2 separate regions of the Homo sapiens genome follow, and region 2 is linked to region 1. Evidence: chromatin contacts called from ENCODE Hi-C data. All regions are on one chromosome and are shown on one strand. Each heading gives the region's core, a stretch centred on a gene start or an enhancer-like site at or near the end of the contact. The rest is flanking DNA. Distances are from core to core; before and after follow the strand shown. Region 1 holds the start of B4GALT6 (beta-1,4-galactosyltransferase 6). Region 2 has its middle 14 kb from the start of SLC25A52.

What was found. A loop is a pair of places that touch in the nucleus more often than their neighbours do. Pooled maps may share reads with other maps.
Region 2: a loop to region 1 is called in a pooled map, with 2.8 times the contacts of the local background. The contact joins the enhancer-like site here to the promoter of B4GALT6 in region 1. A Hi-C loop is called at or near these places in 2 of 50 pooled maps.

What each region holds. Positions count from the first base shown.
Region 1 is chr18:31,682,350-31,686,847 of GRCh38, forward strand. B4GALT6 (beta-1,4-galactosyltransferase 6) reads right to left here and starts at 2,232. Exons shown (of 9, transcript NM_004775.5): 1 at 1,963-2,232. The coding sequence starts at 2,077. RefSeq lists a silencer at 2,329-3,368.
Region 2 is chr18:31,772,543-31,777,040 of GRCh38, forward strand. No RefSeq gene overlaps it. Among named protein-coding and RNA genes, the nearest start is that of SLC25A52, 14 kb to the left of the region's middle. Within about 2 kb of position 1,814, at least 2 of the 41 ENCODE cell types and tissues checked have a DNase peak (open chromatin) inside an H3K27ac peak, as active enhancers do.

The sequences.
Region 1 (4,498 bases), core at 982-3,481:
CAATTTCACAGCATTTTGTAAGTTTTTGGTTTGCACTCTTCTAACTGGTTTTAATAACTTATTATCATTTATAAGACCTACAAAAACAGAGTAGGTTAAGCCACATCAATCTAATTGCCTACAAGACACGTGCCAACATTTTTACATTATATCAGTGACCGTTCTATGGCAAACATTAAGCATTCAAATAAGGAAAATTTATTAGTGTTTCACACAAGTTGAATTAAGAATCTACAAATAATATACTGACGCACTAACTTTAAAAAAAAAGGGATGACTAGAATTCTGATTTCCTTTGGTTAGCTTTTTGAGTAATATAACTTTAACATGTTACTCATAATACTAAGAAAGTGGGAAAATTGTTATGTAAGTGTGAAAAAAACTTTCTCCAAAATCTTTCAAAGTTAAATTCCTAGTAAAAAAACATACCCCAAAGATGTCCAAACTTTTAAAGAGTTACATGAGAAAGTAAAAATTGCTATAGAATGAAGAGTTAATTTATAAGACTCCAAAATGGCAAAAAATAAAGAAAGCTCTTGTTGAGTATCTAGATAATATCAAATCCACTAAGCTACCACTGTCATTTGTACTATAGGCTTCAAGGGGTAGGTTTTTGTGAGGTTTTTTGTTTTTTCTGGCCTAAAGGAAAACTGCAATAATGTTAAAATATTCTTCAAACTTTACCCTAAAACTTCTATTTTGGGATACGTCAACGTTTCACAATGCATTTCTTCTTAAACATCATCATCTGAGTTTATACACCTCACTGAATCCAAAAATTAATTATTAAAGAAAAAGTCTCATAGTAATTTTAAGAAATGAAGCAGTCTGGATTAGGTTTCCATCTTCCTTCCCTGCTGCAATTCACTGCAATAATCTACTACACTCAAGACAATGCCCTGATCATTCCATCTGAAAATTCTGCAGGTGTTTTCACTCTGTAAGGGGCATTACATTTTTAGCTAACTCGGAACAAAGAGCACTGGCTCAAACGACCACAGTGTGTAAGGAGAAATGAGAGGAGATGCTCACTGTTACTAAGTAATTGAACATTAAATACGTAATAGCCAGGAAAAACTCAGAAAAGTTTTGGAAATATGACATATTTTAATATGCATGTGAAGTTCATAATTCTCATTCACTAGAATTAACGCCGCATTGGCTCCTTTTCAACAAATGGGGGACGAGGAATTCGGATATTTAATAAAGAAGTTAATTCAAGCAGTTTTACAAAAGTGTATTTTGCACCAAAGGCCAAAAAATGATAAACCGGTTAACATTTTAAACTACAAGTTCCCTTAGATAACGGTTATTTTAATCACTATTTTCTCAGAAGTCATCCTAACAGGTAGCAAAGGCAACGTACCCTTGAAAATAACACCCAAGCAGACTAAAATAATGGAGCATTGTTTTTACAAGACAACTCATCGCCTTAAAATTCCCCAAGTATGGCACAAAAAGAATGGGGTCCACTGACCCCATTCTAAAAAAGCGACCTAGGACCCTAGAAAACACACATTGTTGGACTCAATCACATTCCCTGCTGCTGGCTCCTCCATATTTTTACAACCAGTTATTATACCCGAGAGTGTTTGAATAAAACTACGATTAAGCACTCAGTTTAGGCTTAAAGACTTAACATTAAATGGATAAAGCTGTCATGAACACTCAAGAAAGCGACTAGGGCATCCCGGGCCATCACACTAATTTTGCTACGTCTATTTAATGCAATCTTTTACGTTATTAACAAACATGCATTAACAAAATGCATGCATTAACAAAACTCACATACCAAAGCCATGCCCTGAAGCAGTTTGACACGTCTGAAATAACATTTAAAACAAAACGCTTTTCTGCGGGCCCCTGTTTGAACAGCTTCCAAATCCCAGAAGTAACATCGGATAACAGCCTGCGCTGGCTGTGGTGTGACCAGGGGAAGCGAGGGTGTGTCTCGGTGCTTACCGATGCCTGGGGCCACATAGATGAAGTACAGACAGGACGAAGAGAGGGAGAAGAAGAAGATGAAGGCGAGGAGAGAGCGATTGGAAACCCGCATCATCCGCCTGAGCACAGACATCTTCCTCTTCCCTGCCAGCAGCCCAGGCTGCGCTCTCAGGCCGGACTCGGGGCCACTGTCCAGGCCCTAAACTTCCATAAATGTGCTGAGAACCCCGAGACTGCAGCGGGGTCCGCGCGGGGAGGCTCTGGGGAGAGGGCCCGAGCGGAAAAGAGGAAATGGGAGGGAGCGGACGGAATGAATGGGAGGCCAGAGAGTCGGGGGAGGGGAGGCGCGGAGGCCGAGGGACAAGAGGTGGAGGGGGGAGAGGGGACTGGGGGCTAGGGGCCCGGGGACGGCAGGACGGAAGAAAGCCGGGGAAGGGCGAGGAGGAGCGTTTTCTCCGCCAAGCAGCGGCGGGAGGAGGGGCTGCAGGTGGGAGGAGGCGCAGGCTGCGCGCCGCGGCGCCCCTGCGGAGAGGGGCAGCTAACTGCAGCACGCCCGGCTCCGCTGCCCGCGCCCGGCGGGGTCCCGCCGCGAAGCCCCGTGCTTAAGGTCCGGGCCGCCCGCGTCCGCTCGGCAGGCCCTGCGCCGCCTCCTACTCCGGGCCGCGGCGTCTCCTGCCTGCGCGGGGCTAGCGTGGGCGCCGGGGCCGCAACCAGCGCGCGCCACGCGCGGGGGCCCGCGGGGGCCCTCGGGGCCGAGGAGCTGGGCGCTCGCCTGCACCGAGCCGCCTCCTCATGCCGCGCCGGGCCCCGGCGCCCCGCGGCCGCCGCGGGAGCTGAGCACAGGCCAGGGCGGCGTCCCGGCCAGCGACGAACGCGCTCCGACTCCGGCCGCCGCCAGCTGCCTGCCTGGCCGCAAGGGCGGCAGCGGCATTACCGCCGCGCGCCCGGGGTGAGGCGCCCCCGCCGGGCCCGCGGACACCAGGCGAAGAGCAACCGGGCGACGCGCGCTGCGGGCAGAGCCGGGGAGCCGGAAGAGCAGAGGCCGAGCGCCGTCGGAGCCGCGTCTGGTTGGAGAAAGAGGCGGACGTGAAGGGGCGGGGGAGCCGCGGAGGAAAACCGGGACCGGCGGGAACGTCTCGAGACCCCTGCGCGCTTCGCGCGCTCGCTCGGAACTCGGCAGGCGGCGCTGCGCCGGGCCCCGAGGAAACCTGGAGGTCCCCGCCCTCCCCGCGCCCGAAACACCGCGCGTCCTGATAGGCCCGCGCCCAGCAGCCCCCTCCCCGCGCCCGCCGCACCGGGGCCCCACCGCCTCCTGCGTCACCGCCGCCCCCGCCCGCCCGGGGACCCCGCGGTGACCGCGCTGCTGGGGGTTGAGGGACGCGTTGCGAGCCCCGGATACATTGTACCCTGGGGGTACATAATGAAGGATGCTGTACCTGAAAGGAAAAGGGCATCTCCAAAAGGGGACTTCGCGGGTGGAATTTCCTTCCAAAATCCTCGAGGAACAAGGTGTATTTCCGACCTGGATTAATGAATCCCCCCTCCTATCCCGCACTTCCTGTGGAAACAGTGTCAGGATGTGGCGCGGACCTATGTGCGTCCCTTATACCAGGACTTGCCTTCAACGCTGAAGGTGAACCCTGGGTCATCCTCGCTGTATTCAGGCGGCGCTGCAAAGGCTTCTGGGCAGCCAATAGGCCCTTGAGCGCCTCAGCCCCATCTTGCTTCAGTAGGCAAACGGACGGGTGTCTTCATCCACCTCCTAGGCCGTGGTCTACCCTTCGTTCAAATGTTTCTTCCTGCTAGCTGACTGTCCAGGTCCTTAGCTGTATCACATTGTTCAAATGTGTGTGCGCAGGTGTTTCTTTTTCAACTAATCATGCAGGAAGTGGCGGGATGCCTTACTGCCATTATTTGCTGAGTATTTCCAGATGGAACTGTAGTTGATAGCCAATAAATTTGGTACGTTTTTATCGGGATGCGCATGCCATAGATCGTCCCTGAGATAATGCTTTGCAATGTGGAACCTGAAACACCTATGTATAAGCCCAAGCCTTTCATTAATATTAACTGTGAGACCCCTGGAAGCTACTACTTTGTGTGAGCCTGTTTTCTCCGCCCTCAAACAGTGGATATAATACCCCCTTGCAAGGCTGTGAGATTAAATGGATAACTGTGCATAATGCTAAGCATGGTGTCTGGGACGTAAGAGGTTCCTTATATCCCATTAGTTCACTAGGTGGGATCACCAAGTTGAAATTCATTTTTTAATATTTTGCTTGTTGGAGTACTCACAACTCAACTTCTCTGGCTAATTTGATGTTTAATTTGAAAGGTAATGACACTATTTTGTAACATTTTTAGATGCTTAAGGGAAATTTGAAATGCAAAGTGGAACAACATTAAAAGGAAACTCATTTGTAAAATAAAGAAAAACAAAATCTATGCAAGCCAAAGAAGTCATGAATGCTGAGGAAGCAAAAATTGTGATTTTCCCCTCTCCAATCCCACTGTTCATTTATCTTTATTTGCATCAGTTAGACTGGTTGTTTAC
Region 2 (4,498 bases), core at 564-3,063, 90 kb after region 1:
CTAATTTAATTTAATAAAAATAAAATGGAGATTCCACATCCTGCTTTCCAAATTGATTCAGTTGGTCTGGGGTGAGACCAGAGAATATGCTTTTTCACAAGTCTCCCCTTATGACTGACAGAAGATGCAGTAAGTCAGAAAGTTAGTGGGAAAACTTGAATTAGAATCCTCAGAGATCTTTCCAGATCTTCACTGTCTCCTAATGAGAAATGTAAAATGCAAATATAAGGAAAACAGACCCTTATTTTGATTCTGAGACATCAGGACTCAGCTACTCTTGGGGCTGAAGCAACAGTCAAATAACAGATATTATAGTACCTTCCCTGCCCTATAGGACTAGGTTTTTGTATCTTACGCAACACATTAGACATATCCCAATTTTAGTATTAATCGTATGAATTTTTAACTTGCCTCTTCCTCTTACCAGGTTATGAATATCTTAAAAATAGGAACTGTGTCTTATTCACCTTTGTGACCCCCAATACAAGGGCCTGTCATACAGCAGAGCCTCAATAATATTTATCGAGTAGACATTTGGATTAAAGTTTCCTTTTCCAAAGTATTTTAAAACAGACAAAAACGTACAGAGTTAACATTGCATTTTTAATCAATATTGCAGACATTTTAATTATAGAAAACAATGTGATATACTGCCCCAAATGGTCAATTTGTGTAATCAAAGCAACTAAGTTGATATGGAAAATAGGGTATGTGGTATTACCCAACATGGCTTCAGCTTGGCACTTCCTCCATTAAAACCAACTTTTTAATGGATTAATTCCCATGCTAAACAAAGTCCCCAGTTCTGTAATATTTTATTTGAAGCACTAATACTTTCATTCAAACCAGATTTCAAGGTCCTCCTTCCTTAGGATTGTCAATATTCATATTTTAAATAAAATCTTCATTTGGCAAATTAAAACCATTACCTCCTGGAGAATGAGTTAATGGTATTACAGGGATCCATCCAGGTGTTATGTAAGGGGACAATCTATTTATGCTTCAGACCCCAACAGAAGTGACTCTTCCCCACAAAGATGTATTAATAGTTAAAAATAGGCCAGACACAGTGGCTCATGCCCGTAATCCCAGCATTTTGGGAGGCCAAGACAGACGGATCATCTGAGGTCAGGAGTTCAAGACCAGCCTGGACAACATGGTGAAACCCCGTCTCTACTAAAAATACAAAAATTAACCGGGGCATGGTGGCACACACCTGTAATCCCAGCTACTCAGGAGGCTGAGGCAGGAGAATGGCTTGAACCCAGAAGATGGAGGCTGTGGTGAGCCAAGACTGCACCATTGCACTCCAGACTGGGCAACAACTGAGCGAAACTCCATCTCAAAAAAAAAAAAAAAAAGAAAAAAAACAAAAACAAAAACACAAAGTTCTCAGCACAGGCAGGGGAAGATCTGTGGCTCGTGCAGCATTCCTCATGCAGTTATAGAAGCAGGTAACCAGAAAGGCATACTGGAGAGAAGCAAAGACTTCTTGGTAAAACTGAGGAACTTAGATTCAATTCCTAAAGTAAATGTTGATATTTCCAGATGTCAAGACTAAGAACTGTCTGCAGATACAAATCCATAATCTCTCATCTGAAACCCTTGGAGCAGTTGTGTTTCAGAATTCAGAATTTTCAGCATTTCAGAAAGGATACTGTGAAACCCAACTAATGTGGAACACCCGTAGCAGGATGTGTAGCAACGTCTCATATAAAACAAATTAAAACTTCCTCCACGAATTATTAGTAATATCCCATATGAAGGGGTAAGGAGCGTGACTAGCCTCTCTCTGGCTCGAGCGTAGTTTTGCAGTCAAATCAGATCAGGAGAGGGCAGTTTCGCCACCAAATGGGTTTCATTTTCAGAGTTCTTGGACTTTGGAATTATGGATAATAGACTGTTAGTTGCTATAGTAAAGAGATCTAACACAAGAAAATGATACATTAGTGTAGCCGAGGGTAGGAAACAAGAATGTGGGAAACAGGAAAATATAAGCAGACTCTGAAAGAGGACAACAGACCACACAGGCAAACTAACCATTTTCTTAACCACAGTGGCTGAAGGTCTTCGTGACATGGAACTAGAGGCTGGTTTCAGAAACAACTGCATTTCTTTAAAATTACTCTGTAACAGGAAGAAAAACAGCCCTCTCCCACACATTTGGGGACCTGAGAATGACAGATGCCCACCCCAGCTCTCTTTCTCTTAGAAAGCTTACCTGAAAAATTGCCTAAAAATTCAACACAACACTAAAACTAGAAAGAACAAACTTTTTATTTTAGAGCCTTTGATTGGCTTAGGAATGAGCATTACTAGGGGCTTTGTTCTTTAATATATTTCAAGGCACAGTCTGAAAAAAGCAAAGGGAACAAAGGCAAGTGCCTCCGTTGTTGACCCTTTACTTAACTCTTTTTTTTGGCTGGAGCAAGCATCCTGAGTATTTTGCAGATAGAAAAATGTATATGGATGTATTATACTGGCATAGCTGTGAGAATCAACGTTTGTCCTGGGGAGCGTACTGTGTGTTTATGTGTGTGTGTGTCTAATTGATATATTTACTAGTTACCTATTGGAAGTTCTAAAAGGATGAAGAAACATGTTTGTGTCTGCCATTGCCATGGAGACCACAAAGGGGAGCCGACTTGAAGTGGCAAAGCCGACAATGGACCGTTCTTTGGAGCTGAGAGTTGCAAGGGCCCCTTGGTTTGAGCTGCTCAAATTCCAATATCCCAGCTCCATTCCTCACTGGTGCTGCTGAAGACTGAGTAAGTTAGACTTGGGAAACCTCATGCTGAGGATTACCACATCCCACAAGCTACTCAAGATGGTGATGGGGTTCAGGACATGCCACCTCAAAATACGGCACCTTGGCTTTTGAGGAAACAGCAGAAGCAAGATGGTTACTGTGATCTTCTCCTGCCCTTCCCGCCTAAAGACAGGCCATGAAATAATTATCTGGCCTTCCTCTGAAGTGGGCCATAAGGCCCTCATGTGCCCTATACCTGTGTAAAAAGAAAAGTAAAGTACAAGTTCCTCTTCAAAGACTTCCCTCCCTGTCTAATTAGGAATAAATAGTAACTTGTCTTAGAAGCAAAATTTATTCAAAAACCTGTGGTAACATTCTTAAATATCTGCTAGCCGTAATAAAGAAATCAATGTACTTTATATTCTTAGCTCCCACAATTTAGCCTAAATATTTGCCCTGGCATGCTTATACTGGTCCAAGCAAGTGTTAGGCCATAGCCTGTTCTTCTTCCTTCTTTAAAAGTGTTATTACCTTTTTCAGCATTCCGAAAGTTACTTCCTCCTTCCTTTGTTCTCCTCTACCTTTGCCTCTTTTAAAAAGTTCTAAGTTGCTAACCAATCAGGACAAATACAGAATGTGAGGTCCCGTTACAGCCAATGGAAACCAGACACAGCAGTAGGGTGGACGCATCAGGTTAAATGACCCTGTCTCCTTTGTTCGGTGTACTCTCGTGGCAAAACTGCTGGCAAGTGTATCCTTTCTGCAGGAAGTAAAAATGGCCTTACTAAATAAATTAAATTTATGTTCAAGTGGATTTCTTTATGGCACTGGGGAACAAGCATTTCGAACACCTGGAAGAAAGGAATGTCACACTGGGGCACACGGAAGAATCTGAACAACCAGGCCTTGCTAAGTTCTCCCTAGTTTATTACCATTACGTCAGATCCTTTTGAAAGTTGCACATACCAGGATGAAAGCACTTTTGTCAGACCTAGACAAAACAGGGCTGGGAAGGCCTGAAAGAGCGGAGGCTCATGCTACGTGTCTGAGAAGAAGAACTGTTTCCAAGGGCTCTCTAAAAACCCTTCATGCATCTTTTGCTTTGATAAGGCTCATCACTAGACATCCTTTAGGACTGCAGCAATTCGGGGAAGACACACTCGGAAGAACACTTGCCGAGCAATGGCATCTCCACCAGCGAACTGAAAACAACTCTGGCTTTGACCCTCTAGAACTAATAAACTCTGCTTCCAAGCAGCTTGTTTAAATTTCTTTTTCCTAATAAAACTTCCCCTTTACCCTTCTGTCACCGAATGCACTGGTGGCTTGCCATTTACTTCATACATCCTAGATTATAGTCCTTATTTCTATTCCCAAATATTCCCAACATATTTAGAGAGAATTTTTTCTAGTGTCTTTTTTTTCAGGTTGACACTTTTGTCCCCCAATCTTATTTCTCCACAACTGTCCACCTTTTCATCCAATTTAATATAAAAATACAGAAACTTCCCTGTTTCTTTGGGTCACATTTCTTGAGGGCTCCCACGTCACATAAAACATATAATAAATTTGTGTGCTTTTCTCCTGTTAATCTATCTTTTATTACAGGTGCCTCAGCCATGAACTTAGCAATGGGTGAGAAATCTTTTCTCCCCTACAATGGCAAGGTGGGAGTTGATGGGGAGGGGCGGCAACCTAGAGCCAAATTATCAGCCTCTATCAGGATTTACAAAAAAAGGGGTGGGCTTC